2 separate regions of the Homo sapiens genome follow, and region 2 is linked to region 1. Evidence: chromatin contacts called from ENCODE Hi-C data. All regions are on one chromosome and are shown on one strand. Each heading gives the region's core, a stretch centred on a gene start or an enhancer-like site at or near the end of the contact. The rest is flanking DNA. Distances are from core to core; before and after follow the strand shown.

The links. A loop is a pair of places that touch in the nucleus more often than their neighbours do. Pooled maps may share reads with other maps.
Region 2: a loop to region 1 is called in a map of GM12878, with 2.7 times the contacts of the local background. The contact joins the promoter of TCEANC here to the enhancer-like site in region 1. A Hi-C loop is called at or near these places in 1 of 168 maps with a recorded cell type or tissue (GM12878), 17 of 37 single-sample maps with no recorded cell type and 7 of 50 pooled maps.

Annotation. Positions count from the first base shown.
Region 1 is chrX:13,254,104-13,260,297 of GRCh38, forward strand. No RefSeq gene overlaps it. Among named protein-coding and RNA genes, the nearest start is that of LINC02154, 46 kb to the right of the region's middle. RefSeq lists enhancers at 210-329, 3,260-3,309. Within about 2 kb of position 3,313, at least 2 of the 41 ENCODE cell types and tissues checked have a DNase peak (open chromatin) inside an H3K27ac peak, as active enhancers do; they include GM12878, where a contact is called at or near this core.
Region 2 is chrX:13,650,321-13,656,708 of GRCh38, forward strand. It overlaps TCEANC (transcription elongation factor A N-terminal and central domain containing), which reads left to right and starts at 2,821. Exons shown (of 5, transcript NM_001297563.2): 1 at 2,821-2,868; 2 at 4,969-5,053. LOC107985657 (a long non-coding RNA gene) reads right to left here and starts at 3,119. Exons shown (of 1, transcript NR_171573.1): 1 at 2,177-3,119. RefSeq lists enhancers at 2,504-2,693, 2,954-3,043 and a silencer at 2,622-2,933.

The DNA of each region.
Region 1 (6,194 bases), core at 2,063-4,562:
TCCTTAAATCTACACTCAACATACTTCACCAGCCAGGCTAGAGGATGCAACTCTATGATTATTTTAAGTTTACTTCATAATCTTGCGATTTCACCTGAAGCAAAGATACCAGCTTTTCTCTCAACAGCCAAATCTCCCACACTCTCATTTTCGATAGTCACAGCAGGAGTTTGAGTTTCTCTTTCTAGAAGGATCTCTGGCTGGGACTTGCTGTTCCTGTACAGCTTTTAGAACCTCATGCATGCACTTCTATTTAAAAGTTGTCTGTCTACAAATGCTTAAGAGAGCAGACAATCTGGTTTATCCTTCCCTTTTAGGTAGTTTGTGCTGGAAAGAAATTTCTATGTTTTTGTGACAAGAGGAGACAAGACCCTACAAAAAGAAGGCATGATAGAAGATAGGTTGGGAACAAGGTCAGTATTCAGCTCGTAAGCACCAGCATGTCTGACTGGATGATAAAATATTGAAGTACAGGACTTCAGTGCCGGTTAGGCAATGAACACTGCCCTGAGCCACCTGGGGGCCCCCTCTGCATGACTCAGCATGCATGGCCTAGCAGGGTTCTTCAGGACAGCTTAACTCAAGGGCCATGATATTCTATGTGTTCTCATTTTGTGTCCCACACTTGGTGAATCCTGGAGTAGTTTATGCTTAGGAGTCAAAAGACCCGGGTTTTATCTGGCTCCACTGTTTGCACACCTCATCACAAGGTCTTAGTTTCTTCACCTACAAAACATAAAGTAACTGTTAAATCAACTGTTTCTAAAGTGTCTTGTGCCATAACAATAAAAGCTACTGTAGCTTTTGAGTTTCTTGTCCAGTTATAATAATGGGCTCTCACATCTTCTATCTGCTAAGGTGCTTTCTTGTCCCTTAGGCCTATGGAGTTGCCCAGAAAATTCAGCTATAGTTTTGTAGCTAGCATAGAGGATTGGGAGGTTGAGGCTTCCTCTTCAGGGGTGGTTGTGGTTGTGGTTGTTGTAGGGATGTTTAACTCTTTGTCACACATCTCATTTTGGAAATACATTTTCAAACATGCTGCACATTTGCCCATCTTCTCAAAGAAGGTGTCAAGCATTGTTTCATCTGCTGTGTCTCAAGGCACACATCATGATCATCAAACATTGCCGTCTTTCCCTGGTGTTGGTCTCCGTTTAGGATTGCGAGACAAAATGAGTATGTCCAAAGCATACTTAGTTAAAAATTATTCACTATTTATGTGAAATTCAAACTTAACTGGGTTTCCTGCTAAATCAAGCTAGTCTAAGTCTCCGCTAGCCTCTTCCATTTCTAATGTGTTGCCTCTAATCTGTGGCAGGGTGGGGTTGAAAATGGAGCTCGAAATTATAGAGTTGCCAAGAGTATAAAGTTCTCAATTCTTTTCCATTTACACTCACTTCTCTATAGCTTCAAATATTATCTGTCTTCTTACCAAACCTATTTTCCCAACTCCTCTCCCCTGAGTTCTAGGACTCTTGGACCCAGTAACCTCCTCACCCTGATGAGCTGGCAATTGAGATCTCAAACCTGGATTCTTTTTTTTTTTTTTTGGAGTAAGTCTCACTCTGCTGCTCAGGCTGGAGTGCAGTGGTGCAATCTTGGCTCATTGGCTCACTGCAACATCTGCCTCTTGGGTTCAAGTGATTCTCCTGCCTCAGCCTCCCGAGTAGCTGGAATTACAGGTGTGTGCCACCACACCCAGCTAATTTTTGTATTTTTAGTAGAGATGGGGTTTCACCATATTGGCCAGGCTGGTCTCAAACTCCTGGCCTCAAATGATCTTCCCACCTTGGCCTCCCAAAGTGCTGGGATTACAGGTGTGAGCCACTGTGCCCCGTCCAAAGCAGGATTCTTGATTCTCCCTACCTCTCCAAGAATTCCCCCATTCCACCAGTTTCTCCTGCTATATTCTACATGTCAGTACGTAGTACTGAGCACCAACAATCTAAGAGCCATCTTGGATGCTGATCTGTTTTGTCCACATATTTTCTAGTCCATCAACTTGTTCTGGTGGCTTGTAGCTCTCTCTCCAAACATTTCTCCAATGCCTCCTTTCTTCTCCATTCCTACTGCTAAAATCCCACTCTATGCCATTATCCCCTCTTTCCTGGACTAATACCATGAATTGAGCAAGTCTCTTGGAATACCTTCTTGTCTCCTTTCTCCCTGCAAGCAGCAGCCAAGGGACCGTCTCAAAGCAGCAATCAGATCACATCACAAGCCCCCTCCCTCATCTCATTGTTTCACACATTTAAAGCCCTACAGCAGTTCCCTGTTGAAACTATCGGCTAGAAGTTGATAAGTTTGTAACAAAGGTTCTGAAATGGGAGTAATTTTGTCCCCCAGGGGACATTTGGCAATGTTTAGAGACATCTTTGGTTGTCACCACTTGGAGGTGATACTGGCATCTAGTGGGTAGGGCCCAAGGATGCTGCTAAACATTCTCCAATGCCCAGGACAGGCCCCCACAACTAAGAATGGCCAGCCCCGAATGTCACCGAGAAGCTCCAGCCTAAAGTGAGCAGTATCACAGTGTTTAAGATGAAAGAGTCAGGGACTCTGCCCCCAGCTCTAGCTGGAAAGTTCTTGTGCCAACAAGCCACTCATCTGCATTAATGAACATCTTCATTCAACTGCTCCCTTCAGCTGTTGCTAGGCAGGACCTTGATAGAGATGCAACAGAGAGAAGCTGAGCTGTGCTGAGAGGCTTGTACATTCTCACCAAGAAGCATAACTAGGGTGCTTGGAGTTGACATAACCCTGAGCAAATCATACCCTCATTAAAGAATAATCCAATTTAAAAAGAAAGTCTTGTGTACTCATGGGTTGTTTTTCCAAAGTTCTCAGAGGACAGATCATGAAAGCTTTGAACCACCAGACTGTACATGGCTGCCCAGTGAATTTGCAGAAAACAAAGGCCTCTGATTTTTTTTCCTCCAAGCTGTTAGTCTTAAGTGAAACAGGGTAAGAAAGTTCTGTTTATTATCTTTTGACAATTAAAGGATGACATAGGCAATGTGTTTTGATCTCTCACAAAAACTATGAAATTTTATTTCTTCTGGCGAAACATCTTTTCCAACAACATTCAACAAATTAACAAGAGCAACTTCAGAATGTGTGTTTTTTCCACCTAAAAATGCAAAAACAACTGTTCTTTTTGGCTTTATTAAGCTAAACAGACTTGATATAAGTCTAGCCTTTCCTGCTACTGAATAATCTCATGTAATATGAATACAGCCACCGAAGAGCTAATAATTGCTAATTATATCCCTCAACTAGATTTCCTGTTAACCATTTTTAACTTGGGTTTCCCCAGTGGGTAGGAAGCATTCTACGGTGTGGTTTACCAGAGAAGCCCTCTGAAATCCCCTTTCGTTTGATAGGGTAAAGCCAAAACCTATCTTTGCCTGACAGGTTCCTATATATACACACATATACATATACATATACATATACATATACATATACATATACATATACATATACATATACATAATGTATATGTATACATAACATTTATAAATATATGTTAATATTTATAAATATTATATATATAATTTCAACTTTTAGATTCATGGAGTACATGTGTAGGTTTGTTACATGGCGTATTACATAATAGTGAGGTTTGGGATGTGAATGATCTGATCCCTTCACCCGGGTGGTGAACATAGGACCCAACAGTTAGTTTTTCAACGCTAGCCCCTCTCCCTCCCTCTGTCATCTAGTAGTCCCCAGTGTCTATTGTTTCCATATTTAGGTGTCTGACAGGTTTCAAGAGCCCTGCAGTGACAAATAGACTAAGTAAAAGACAGGGACATGGTTTTGGCAGAAGACTGCATGAGAGACACAAAATGGATGTTCATAGGAGTCAGATATGTTGAGGGCTTAAGAATAGGATATTTTGGACTATCTTTATGCCAGTAGCTCTCAACTCTGGCTTCATATTAGAATCACTTGGAGATCTCTTTAAAAAGCACCAAAACCTGGGTTGGGCCCCAATCTCAGAGTTTCTGATTTAGTTGGCCTGGGGAATGACCAGGGCATAGGGATTTTTTAAAGTTTCCCAAGTGACTCTAATGAACATTGAGGGTTGAAAACCACTGCTCTAGACCAGGATTTCTTCACCTCAGCACTATTGATATTTTGGACTGCATCATTGTCCCGTGCGTGGTAGGATGTTTTGCAGCATCCCTGGCTTCTACCCACTAGATGCCAGTAGCACCCCTTCCCCAGTTGTGATAACTCAAAACGTCTCCAAACATTGCCAAATGTTCCCTGGGAAACAAAATCACCCCCTTCCCACATTGAGAGTCACTGTCTTGGCTACTGCATGTTAACTGTAGTTACACAGATAGTATGGTGGGTAAGTAGATGAGGGGTTGGAGATTCAACTCTATAAAATAAATACTAAGGAATAAGGAATAAAACAGTTGTTCAATGTCCCATCCTCAGCCCAGAGGCAGGATTAGTGGTTATCGTCTCTGACTGTACACTGAAACACCTTTCTTCTGGATTATAGGCACACAAACTAAACTGGCTCCTTTATTATTATTATTATTATTATTTGAGACAGGGTTTTGCTCTGTCACCCAAGCTGGAGTGCAGTGGCATGATCTTAGGTTGCTGCAACCTCTGCCTCCTAGGCTCAGGTGATCCTCCCACTGAGGCAGGAGAATAGGGTCTGGAGACAGGTTACCTAAAGCCAATTCGCCCTGACTTCCTAGAACTGAATCAAAAGGAAAACCCCACCTCTCCACACTGAAGTAACGAAAGGATCAGAGGTTACTACCTTTGCACTGTGCAGATGAAAAATGGAAAGTACCTCTAATTGGTCCCCTCCCGCAACCAATCAGACTGGTCGCAGGACTAGTCTTCATGTGTAACTTTGTAACTTCACTTCAGACTCTGATTGGTCACCTCCTGCAACCAATCAAACTGGTCGTGGGCCACTCTTTCATTTACATAGGTACAACCAAGTAACCAATGGGAAATCACTAGAAGGTATTCAAACCCCAGAAAATTCTGTAACCAGTGCTTTTCAGCTGCTTGCTCAAGCCCACTCCCATTCTGTGGAGTGTACGTTGGTTTCAATAAATCTGTGCTTTTGTTGCTTCATCCTTTCATTGCTTTGTTTGCATGTTTTGTCCAATTCTTTGTTCAAAAGACCAAGAACCTGCACAACTCATAGTCAAGTCCCTCCACTGGTACCACCACCTCAGCCTTCCGAGTAGCTAGCTCCATAGGCACCCGCCACCATGCCTGGCTAATTTTTTAAATTTTTTTTGTAGAGACAGGGTTTCACCATGTTGTCCAGGCTGGTCTTGAACTCCTGAGCTCAAGTGATCCCCTGACCTCGGCCTCCCAAAGTTCTGGGATTACAGACGTGAGCCACCACGCCTGTTGGCTCCATATTATTAATGGTCTATATTTGAGTATAGATGCTCCTTGACTTACAATGGAGTTACATCTCAGTAATCACATCATAAGTTAAAAATATCATAAGTCAAAAAGGCATTGAATACACCTAACCTACTAAACATTATAGCTTAGCCTAGCCTACCTGGAATGTGCTCAGAACACTTACATTAGCCTAAAGTTGGGCAAAGTCATCTAACACGAAGCCTATTTTGTAATAAAGTGCTGAATATCTCATGTAATTTATTGAATACTGTACTTAAAGTGAAAAACAAAATGCTTGTATGGATACTCAAAGTATGGTTTCTACTAAATGCGTATTGCTTTCACAGCATTATAAAGTCAAAAAATGGTAAGATGAGCCATCATAAGTTGGCACCCATCTGTACACAATCCATGGTCAAAATCATTTATATAGTGTTAAAAATTTATCTCTGAAAGGAAAAGAAATGATTCCCTCTTTAATATAGTCTTTTTTTCCCTGTAGGAAGCCTTCTCTCCTCTTCCATTCAATACTCCTCCAGAGATAACTTTCTAGCTCTGGGCTGCCCAATATGGTGGTCACTAGCCACGTGTGGCTTGCTAAAAGTAAACTTAAATTAATTCAAATTAAATAGAAGTAAAAATTCAGTTCCTTAATCACAATAGTTATATTTCAGTGGCTCAACAGTCACTGCAACATTTGAGCTAGTGGCTAGTGGCTGTAACATTTTAATGCGGAAATAGAACATTTTCATCACTGCAGAAAACTGGACAGCAGTTTATAACCATAGAGCTTA
Region 2 (6,388 bases), core at 1,571-4,070, 400 kb after region 1:
AACTTTTCAGCAACCTCTTTAGAATCCACTGGCAGCCCTAGATTCATTCCAGATGAACTCAGCCAGAAATTTCTACAGCAATGAGCATGTTCTATATCTGTGCTATCCAATATGGTACCCACTAGCCACAGGTGGCTATTGAGAACTTGACATTTAGCTAGTGCAACTGAGGAACTGAAGTTTAAATTTTATCTGAATAGCCACATGTGGCTACTGTAGTAGACAAGGCAGGACTACGCAGTAATTATAGCTTGCCTCTTAGTTGAAATAATGGTCTTATCCTTCACACCAGAGAAAACACTAGGTTGTTTTTGATTTTAGACTTTTGAGTAATTTCTGTTTTTTTCTTCAGCATAGAGTTCATGAGAAATTGATTATAATATGCCTCAAAGCTCTAATGACCACTTCTGTAGTAACTTCTAGTTTCCAAACTGACTCCTTCAGATTGAGCCTTTCATAGTTTGAGTGCCATTGTTTTGACAAATATCAGATATTTTAAGAATTGCATGTTACAAATCTGATCACAAAGAAAGTATTTTTCCTAGGTAACTGTCTAAAACTAGAGATGGTTGGTCTAGGAGCCAATAGTCCTTCGGATTTTTAAATCAGTGTTTACAAAGTGGGGCAAGAGTACTCATAAAATGAACCAAAAAAGTAACAATGAGAAGAGAAATACCATTAAAGCATGTTAAATTAAATAAGCAGGAGGCTATTGGCTCAAGGCTGTCTCTGTACTTTGATTTTCTACACAATGAATTGCAATTTAACTTAGTACATAAATACACTGAAAGCTTAACCTAAGGAAGAGTATAATAAACAGCCAAGTCTCAGCCAAACACAAGCAGACAAGCTTCAGCCAATCACAAGCTGCCAACTTCTCAGATCATATCCAAATGATCTGATCATTGATTGCAACCAATCAGCCTATTTCTGTATTTTACTTCCATTCTCTGTCTATAAATACTCACGGCCCACAAAGCTCTCTGAACCTATTCTGATTCTGAGTGCTGTCCGATTCATGAATCATTCTTTGCTCACATAAACTCTGCCAAATTTAAATTACGTCAATTTTTTTTTATTTTAACAGGCAAAAGTAAAGATTATCAAGCATTCTTTTCCAACCAAACTTTAGTCAGTCTCCTGACTAGGCCTATCTGTGCACTTCCTTGTAAAATCCAGTTTTAGCAAAAAGCCTTGATAAATCAGTTTAGCCAAAAGCAACCACCCTCAATATCTGATCACCCTTAATATCTGATTTGGTTCCTCATCCTCCACCAACCTCCAGGTGACATCTGATCACCCTGGCCCGTCTTCAGCAAGAATCTTGTCAGGTTGGTTTAGACAGAATCCCCCTTACCCCTGATGTTTCCTCTTAATAATTTTCCATCCACTGACCCCCCTACCTTGCTCCTTGGCTATAAATTCTCACTTTTCCATGCTACAATTGAAGTTGAGCCCAATCTCTCTTCCCCACTGCAAGACCCTGTTGCAGTGGTACCTATGTCTATCTCAATGGTCCTGAATAAAGTCTTCCTTACCATGCTTTAACAAGTGACAAGTGTCATTAAATAATTTTTTTTTTTTGAGACCAAGTCTTGCTCTGTCGCTAGGCTGGAGTGCAATGGCTCGATCTCAGCTCACTGCAACCTCCGCCTCCCGGGTTCAAGCGATTCTCCTGCCTCAGCCTCCCAAGTAGCTGGGATTACAAGCACGTGCCACCACGCCTGGCTAATTTTTTGTATTTTTAGTAGAGACGGGGTTTCACCGTGTTAGCCAGGATGGTCTCGATCTCCTGACCTCATGATCCGCCTGCCTCGACCTCCCAAAGTGCTGGGATTACAGGCATGAGCCACCACGCCCAGCCAAATAATTTTTTCTTTAAAAAGGTATTATATAATCCTTAAACATTTTAGCCCTATAATAGACAGCAAGAAAAAAGTAACCCCTGACAGCTCTGAGCTGCCCCGGCAGTCACAGCTGGGCCTTGGTGCTGCGTGGAACATAAATACTTCACAGAACACCATCAGACGTGGCCACTCTTTGACCAGATGGATCAAGACAAAAACAAGACTCCTTCGTAATCACGTGGGAATGCTGAAAAAACGTAAACATTGTCCAAACCACAAAAATGACCAAACATCCCCTATCCCAGTTAATGAGTCACTGGTCTTGTCTCCCCTCCTTTTAGGTAAGATTTATTATGATACTTAATCATACAATCGCCCTCCTTCCTGCCAGCACCCAGTCCAGAGTATTGGATTGGATACTCTGTTTCCCTGAACCTTTCCCCAAATTACCTTGGGGTAAGGCATCAGCAAAGGAGGCTGTCACATTCGTTCAACCATCACTGTGCTTTTACTGGCCCTTTGCAGGCAAAGAATGAGAATATGCACAGATGAGAAGTCCAGGATGCACAAGACCACTCAATTAACATTTACTACTTTCATATCAACTGATGCATGCTAGGATGCTAAAAACACTTTTTGAATTAATTACTGCGTTAAATAGATTCACATTTATGTCTACAGTTATGTGAACATCTAGCTGAGCACTGTCTTGACTGTCCTGAGTAGAAGCAGAAAAGATAAGTTGTAAAGTACATCAACAAACTTTGCTGCTAAAAAACGAAAGTGCAGTTTCTTTCTCTCGGGCCCGGGGCGGGGCCATGGCTCCTCCTCTAGGAAGCCGCGCGAGCGCAGTCCCACGGCAGCCATTTCCCTAGCGCGCATGCACTGGGTCCCAGGACCACGTGCGCCGGCCTGTGGGCTTGGATTGGCTGAGCCTTGACGTTGTCCCAGTCCCGGTGATCGGAAGTTCTCCGTGGGCACTGGGCGGCTGAAGGCTCCGGAACTGCGCCTGCGCTTTTCGGTGAGTCATGCTTCAGGTTTGCCAGGGCCTGTGTCCCGCAAAAAGGCGAGCCCTTATTCCCAGCGGAAGCCCACCCCGGCTCGCGGCAGCTTTCCGGTGCGCCCTGGGCGGCGTAGATCCGAAGGTGCTCGCACCCCCGCCCCTTCCTCTCCGACTGTCGAGGTCGCCAGAGTGGGCTGAACCCTCGGGACTGTCGCTGTTTGTGTGCTGGGTGCCGGGCCGTCATCCCAAGATGATTAGCGGCAGGCTTTGCATGTTGCTCGACCCCACCCACCGGAACTCGAACCCGGGCTAGACCGGGCAGTTGGGCTGGTCCCTTCCTCTCGCTGCACCTTTACTAGGGGTCACCATTAAGGGAAATGGTCCTAGTGCAGTGCTGAGTGGCTGTTCAGTAACCGCTACACCGCTGCCAACATTTGGCATCGTTTCTCTCCATAGAGGGCGGGGCTCCCTGTGAAGCTGGGGAGCTGTTAAGTGGGTTAGGGCTAGAAAGTTACAGTTTCTCTTTAGGCTTTAAAGAGATCTAAAGATCTGAACAGATCTAGGTTATTTTTGACTTGTTACAAACTTCTGGAAACATTGTTTCCAGACCTTTCCTCTCGTTCTTCTCAGGGTTTAGGCCATTTTTGTGCAGATGTGTGCACCTTGCTTACTATAATATTAGCTAATCTTTATAAGTTTTTATATGGATCCAATACCATATTTCGTGCCTACTTTTCCTGGCACTGTATACACTTTTTGGTATAGGTATGCACCTAAGCAAGCATTATCCATATTAGCATCAGTTCTAGAACCGTGGCGTCCCAATAATGATAGCCATTAGTTACATAAGGCTTGATCACTTGAAATGTGGCTAGTCCGAATTGAGATGTGCTGTAAGTGTAAGACACAGTGAATTTTCGAGAATTAGCATGAAAAAGAATGTAAAATATCTCAATTTGTTTATATTAATCACATGTTGAAATGACTATTCTGGATACACTGGGTTAAATAAAATGTATAATTAATTTCACCAATTTTTATTTTTTAACATGACTACTGGAAAATTTTAAATCATATTTGTGGTTTACATGTTATATATATGTTGCACAGCCCTGCTCTAGAAAAGGGTCAACAAACTATGGCCTGCAGCCAAATCCAGCCTGCCTGTTTTTGTAAACAAGTGTTACCAGAGCAAGATCATGCCTATCCATTTATGTTATTTTCTGTATCTGCTGTTGCTGCTACAATAGCAGCAGAGTTGAGTAGTCCATAGAGATTGTATGGCCTACAAAGCCTAGAATATATACCTTCTGATCTTTAACAGAAAAAGTGTGCTGACCCCCTGCTGTAGAACAATGCCTGGTTTGGTAGATATTTTTAAGCCTTTTAATTGTAGATTCACATCCTATTATTCACACTTACTGTGTGACAGCCATAGTTCAAAGCACTTTATCAAGACTTTCATTTAATTCTCATTAATCCTAGGATGTTGGATTTCTCCCATTTTGTAGATGAGGAAATTGAGGCACAGAATGGTCAAGAAACTTATCCAACTTGCTCAGCACCCCTCACTTCTGGGAACTGGACCTGCTTGACCTTCCTTATGCAAATGTTTTGACCCCTCAAACCCACTTCATTAGCCCACAGTGGGCACCATGGTTTTTTTGTTTGTTTGTTTGTTTGTTTTGTTTTTTTTAACAAGATTTATTTGAACTAGAATTTTTGAATGATTTTTTTGAACTAGAATCGAGATGGGCTTGGTCTCCTACGAAAGAAGCCAAGGGGCACTGGGCTTAGGTGCAATGAGTACAAGCAAGCTGGTGTGTAGTGAAAAGAAATGAAGCTCCCAAGCAGAGAAGAGAGAGAGCATCCTGGATGCTCATTACTCATTTAACAACAACAAAAATGTGTTAAGTAATAGTAAGCACTGACTGGGTGTTTGCTAGGTGTGTATAGGTGAATAAAACATGTGGATCTTCTCTTATGGTCTTGTGGGGAAGGCAGTAAAAACGTTTTTTAAATGTGATTAACACCATGAAAAAAACTTGCAAATTATTTACTGTTTTTAGCAGGTTTCCTCACCTGTAAGATGAAAATAAGCCATTATCTGTATTGCAGGAGTATTGTGAGGATTGAGATGACTGGAGTGTGTGTGGCCTGGAGAGTTGCTCAATAAATATATGTTGCCTTCCACTGTGAAGAGGTAAGTGAGAGGGTGAATATCAGGAATTGTGTACATTATGACACTTAAAATATTACAGTTGTCATTTGTAATTTGTAGAGAAGGTTGTCAGCTGCATTGTACACAGTAGGTGTTTTAAATCTTTTCTGACTGAATGGGACTCATCTAGAAAAGCCAGTCATAGAGTTGTCTGCATTCGGTCCAGGAGCAGAACCAGAGCTGTCTTTGGGGCTGATGGCAGCCTAACTGGCAGGTCCTGCTGGGGTGTGGAAGAGGGTTGTATGCCTGTGTGTGGTTTAAATCAGAGTCACCCTGGAGAGCTGAGCCAATATGCAGGCCCTACCCTCAGAGATCCTAATTCATCCTATCTGGAGTGAGGCCCTGCCATTGTTTGTTTTTGTTTTTTGTTGTTTAATTTCCCCAGAGGATTCTAATGTGCAGCCAGGCTTGAGAACCACTAATGGTGAGAGATCAGCCAGGCTCGGGATGCTGCTTGAGCAAAGGCACAGAGCCGTGCCCATCAGTGGTTGCGAGTAGTCAAGAGGGAGGCCTGCTAGGGCTCTTTTTGCCACTGGCCAAGGAGCTTTGGCTCCATCATGAAAGCAAGGGGAAACCTCTCAAGGGCTTTCAGCAGGAAAATGAGGGAGTATCTTTCTGAGATCTGTACTAGAGGATGATCCCTCTAACAAAGTGCCAGACTCACAGTTGGGCCTTGTGAGTGCCAGAAGTACAGTGAAGGCAGTAAAGAAGCAAATTGTAGCTGTCCAGATGATGGCGAGCCCAGATAGGGTTTGGTGCCATCCTGCGTGTGTTTCCCCTAGCAGCCAGTGTCTGTCCATGTTGAAATTCCACATGTGTTGTAACTGGCCAGTTTCTTGTCAGTATTACTCCCACTAGGCTATCAGCTCCTTCAAGGCAGAGACTGTCTCTTTAGGCTCAGCATCTAGCACATACTCAATCCCTAATATATATTTATTGAATGAACTATGTAGAACTAAGCTGGACATATGCCTTACCTTGTCTTTTTATGGCAATTGTCAGAATTTTGTATTTCAATGGCTTCCACATTATACCCTCCTAGGGCAATAAATCCTTTATATCCACATGATGGTCCCACAGAGGACTAGAAAGTTTGACTGGATTTAAATCCTGTTAAAAATGTGGAAGGGAATGGAAAACAATACAGTGGGTCCTCAAAAAATTAAAAATAGAATTACCATATGATCCAGCAATTCCATTTTTGAGTATATACTCTGAAGAATTGAAAGCAGGGTCTCAAAGAGAGATTGGTATACCAGTGCTCACAGCAGTGTTATTCACAATGGCCAAAAGCCAGAAGCAACTCAAGTATCCGTT